Regions from separate parts of the Homo sapiens genome. Here region 1 is linked to region 2. The links are chromatin loops, found by intact Hi-C in ENCODE. Cell type or tissue: PC-9. All regions are shown on one strand.

The links. Hi-C counts contacts between places; a loop is a spot of excess contacts. Peaks named below come from ENCODE experiments on the same cell type or tissue, not always from the same donor. Only the 100,000 strongest peaks of a DNase experiment are listed, where the experiment ranks them.
Region 1: a loop joins it to region 2, with 9 times the contacts of the local background. A loop is called at or near these places in 5 of 110 quality-filtered maps.

The regions. Positions count from the first base shown.
Region 1 is chrX:53,713,143-53,715,642 of GRCh38, forward strand. No RefSeq gene overlaps it. Among named protein-coding and RNA genes, the nearest start is that of HUWE1, 28 kb to the left of the region's middle. RefSeq lists enhancers at 1,567-1,616, 1,657-1,886. In PC-9, no CTCF peak of the experiment used is centred here; a DNase peak (open chromatin) is centred at 1,489; H3K27ac peaks cover 2,024 bases.
Region 2 is chrX:53,830,954-53,833,453 of GRCh38, forward strand. No RefSeq gene overlaps it. Among named protein-coding and RNA genes, the nearest start is that of HUWE1, 150 kb to the left of the region's middle. In PC-9, CTCF peaks have their summits at 1,121 (motif pointing left) and 1,327; no DNase peak of the experiment used is centred here.

The DNA of each region.
Region 1 (2,500 bases), 120 kb before region 2:
CCGCCTCCTGGGTTCACGCCATTCTCCTGCCTCAGCCTCCCGAGTAGCTGGGATTACAGGAGCCTGCCACCATGCCCAGCTAATTTTTTGTATTTTTAGTAGAGACGGGGTTTCACCGTGTTAACTAGGATGGTCTCCGTCTCCTGACCTCATGATCCACCGGCCTCGACCTCCCAAAGTGCTGGGATTACAGGCTTGAGCCACCGCGCCCGGCCTAATTAATTTTTTTTAGAGGCAGTCTTGCTATGCGGCCCAGGCTGCTCTTGCACTCCTGGCCCCAAGCAATCCTTCCACTTCAGCCTCCCGAGTACCTGAGATTACACGTGCAAATCGACATGCCTGGTTTATATTTAATTTGCATACAGTAAAATTTGCTCATATTAGTGTACAGGTCTATGAGTTTAAACAGATGCCTAGAGTCATAACCACCACCACAATCAAGATATAGATCAGTTTCTTGCCCCTCCAAGATTCCTTTGCCAGCACATATATTTTTGGCCTGCAGACACCCTCTATACCCGCTAAGTCTCAGATGCTCAGCAGCTCTGGTAACATCTTTGGTACAGCCTCGAATACAGCACACTTTTGGCCCTCCCGAAGTGGGCACAGCAGGTAGAGACAAATGGGGAAAGTGGGTCCACGCAGTCATGAGAGGAGGAGATGGCCCCACAGGTTGAATCTCTCCCCAGTCATACTCCCATGGCTGGAATTCAAAGCTCTAGCAAGAGGCAGACCCATTTTGGTCTGGTTTCAGGGCATTGTTAGTGCCTTATCACTTAGAACTAGATTCTATACTGAGGCTTAGAGAGAGAATCAATTGCTTACCAGATTTCAAATGTACCAAGATCAATTTTGAAAGCCTTTCTACTAGTGCACACTGGAGCAGCAGGCTCAATACCAGGCAGTTATTGCATCATCTTAAAAGAAACATTCTCATAATCAATTAAACTCATTACATTTGAATATTCAGTTCCTGCCAAAGCACAATTTAAATCCTCATTTCAAAATAATGTGTTCGCAGAAATCAGGTCTACTACGTAAATGACATCATGAAACTATTTCAAGAAGCATTACAACGTCTTTTGCCAAGGCAAAAGTTATTTGAAAGGGGCTTTCCAGCATTGCTTAGAACATATGTGCTCGCTGGTACTAAACTAGATACTATGGAACAATGGTGGCTAGCCTTACGGTCTCTAATTTTAGTATTCATAACAGAATGGGCATTTACAGAGAATCCCCTTTGTAGATTTGTCATAGAAACTGTCCTTGGGGACAAAGCCCTTTGGGACTTCTCAGAAGTAGGACAAATTCCTGAAGGAGTTACAGGTGCGTATCAGTCTAGAACCTTGATTGCAAGCAACAGAATTGGACTCTAGATGATTTAGGCAGAAAAGGAATTCATTAAAAGGATATTTGGGCAGCTTCCAGAATCAGTAGGCGGGCTGGAGAAGCAGGTTTGCAGCCAGGAACAACACTCAAACCACGCTGCAGAACTGGTCTGGTGAGGAGCCCACTGCAGCAGCACCTCAGAGCACTTGTCTGCAGTTTTCACCAGGGACACCCTGCAGGGAGCTCTATCTTGCTGCAGATGCCAGCACTGCCTTGACAGAGAGACTCTTCCAGGGTCCTTGAATCTTTGTCTTTAACTCCTAAGGCAAAGTTGAGAGTGACTGGGCTGGGGTATGTGCCAGCCCCCTAGCTGTGAGGGAGAGTGAATGTAGAGGGAGGTAGGATCTGCCTCCTTCCAAGAATCATAAGATGGGGAAGTCCCCAACCAGAGGAAGTGGGTTCAAATGTACACCCAAAAAGAATAGCAAATGACCCAGCACAGGCTGACAGTTGGAGGCTGCTTGGTGTCACGTGGCACTAAGTTAGTCATTGCTACCTCATTTGGGGGCAGAGTAGGCTGACCCTGAGCTGAGGAAACTGATCAAAGAAAGAAACAAGAGCTCTGTTTCCCTCCAGAGCCTTAATATTTTGCTGCAAGATTGGAGGAAATTAGAACTGACTAAAGGAGAGGGGAGCTGTACCAGGAGCTTCAGTGCCTGGTACAACTCAGAGAAAGCAATCGGTGTTGTCCTGAGAATACAACTTCCTTGTCTAGAGAGCCTGGCATCCTGACTTGGGTGGTCTGGGGGTGAGTGGGTGGTAGTGGTGGGTGGGGAGAGAGATTTTTAGAGTGACTTGTACTTTTCTCAGCAAGCCATTGCCTTTGATCACTCGATGGGCTGCACCTAAACATAACTGGGGACAAAGTCAGGCACCACAATATCGTTTCTAGTTGCAGTCATTTAGTTCCAAAGATAAGAAGTGTAGATATAACAATTCTAGGGAACTTCTGCTCTAACATTCTTAGTCTATCAACTCTTACCTAGATTCACATTTGCTGACAACAGTACTTGGATCAGCGAGAGTACAGAAGCACAAAATTGAGTCTCACCATCCCTGAAGAGACCCACAACCAGAGGGATTTAACTGACTTTTATTAAACATATTTGGG
Region 2 (2,500 bases):
TTCCTCCCATCTAGCTATAATTTTGTTTCTGTTAACTAGCTTTTCCCTACCCTACCTTCCTCCCTCCCCTTTCCAGCTTTTAATGACCATGATTCTACCTTCTACTTTTATAAGCTGAATTTTTTTAGCTCCCACATATGAGTGAGAATTTCTGGCATTTATCTTTCTGTACCTGACTTATTTCACTTAACATTATATCCTATCCTCCAGGTTCATCCAGGTTGCCATGAATGACAGAATTTCATTCATTTTCATAGTTGAATAGTATTCCACTGTGTATATGTACCACATTTTCTTTATCCACTCATCTGCTGATGGACATTTAGGGTGATTACAAATTTTGGCTATTGTGAACAGTGCTGCAATAAACGTGAGGTTGCAGAGATCTCTTTGATATATTGATTTACTTTCTTTTGGATAAATACCCAGCAGTGGGATTTACGGATTATATGGTAGTTCTATTTTTAGTTTTTTGAGAAACTTCCACACTTTTTTTCCATAATGGCTGCACTACTTTACATTCCCAACAACAATGTATAAGAGTTCCCTTTTCTCCACATCCTTATCCACATTTGTTATTTTTTGTCTTTTTGTTTTTGTTTTCTTTTTTTTTTTGCTTTCCACATATTCTAATTTGTCTTTTTGATAATAGCCATTTTAACTGGGGTGAGATGAAGTTTCATTGTGGTTTTGATCTGCATTTCTCTGATTAGTGACGTTGGGCATTTTTTCATATACCTTTTGGCCATTTGCATGTCTTCTTTTGAGAAATGTCAATTCAGATCATTTGCCCATATTTTAATTGTATTATTATTGGGTTTTTTGCTGTCGTTATTTGAGTTCCTTATATATTCTGGTTACTAATCCCTTGAGAGCCTCTCAAACCTTTACTGTGGATGTGCATGCTCACAGTTATACACATTCTCCCAATCTCATAGAGTCCTGTTGGCAACAGTAAGCTACCTTCTTTTTCCTAGGGCAGTACACTGAAAGGCTGTAACATTGGATGCATGCTCCACTCCTCTCCCTCCCTCCTGAGGAAGAAGTCTCGGGGTCCCGTTCCTTCTCCTGATCCTACAGAACTGTACTGGCTGCGGTATGCTGTCCACCTTTTATCTTTTCTCTTGGCTGCCCCCAGGTGTTCAAACTATGCCAGTTCCCTCAGAAATCTCATACTGGAGATTGGTTGAGATAGGACAGAAACAGGTCCCTCAGGTAGTGCCTCAAAATACTAAGGATGTTGAATGCATGTTCCACTACATCTTCCTCCTGAAGAAGAAGTCGTGGGCTGAGACCATCTCTCTCAGCACTGAGCTGGCCCAGTGTAAGGGGGTGGCTTACGCAGGTAAAGTGAAATTCCTTTTCTTACTTGTTTCAATGTGGCTGTTACTGATTTTGTGCTTTTTTGAAGAACGACAATTTCTTAACTGGATTCTGAATTACTAATAAAGGTATTTTGGTCTCTGTATTGTTAAATTGGTGTTTCTGTGGTGGGATCAGGGCTAGGACTTCCTATTCTGCCACTTTGCTGACATCACTCCTAGATCTTACTTATCTAATAGAAACACTTACAAGCATATATTTCCATCTAAGCACTATTTTTACTAAATCCCATAAAATTTAATTTGTTGTGTGTTTCATTTTCATTTTGTTCAAAACAGTTTTCTAATTTCCCTTATGATTTATTTCTTTACCCATGGATTATTTGGAGTGTGTTGTTTAATTTCCAAATTTTTATTGATACATAATATTTGTACATATTTATGAGGTACATGTGATATTTTGTTACCTGCATGTATGTGTAATGATCAAGTTGGAGTATTTAGGGTATGCATCACCTCAAGTATTTATCATTTCTATGTGTTGGGGACATTACAAGTCCTCTCTTCTAGCTATTTTGAAATATACAATACATTGTTGTTAACTGTAGTTATCCTACTCTGTTATTGAACATTGGAACTTATTCCTTCTGTATAACTGTATGTTTGTACCCATTAACCAACCTCTCGGTTCATCTCCCTAACACATATCCTTCTCAACCTCTAATATATATCATTTTACTTTCTACCTCCAGATCAACTTTTTTAGCTCCCACATATGGGTGAGAACATGTGATATTTGTATTTTGGTGGTTGGTTTATTTCACTAAGCATAATGACCTCCAATACCATCCATGTTGCTATAAATGACATGATTTCATTTTTTATGGCCAAATAATATTATACTGTGTATACATACCACATTTTCTTTATCCATTCATCTGTTGATGGACACTTACCTTGAGTCTATATCTTTGCTATTGTAAGCAGTCCTGCAATAAACATGGGGGGGTGCAGGTATTCTTTAATATGCTAATTTAATTTCCTTTGGATAAATACCCAGTAGTGGGATTGCTAGATCATATCTTAGTTCTATTTTTAGTTTTTTGAGAGATCTCCATACTGTTTTTCATAGTGGCTGTATTAATTTACATTTCCACCAACAATGTATAAAAATTTCC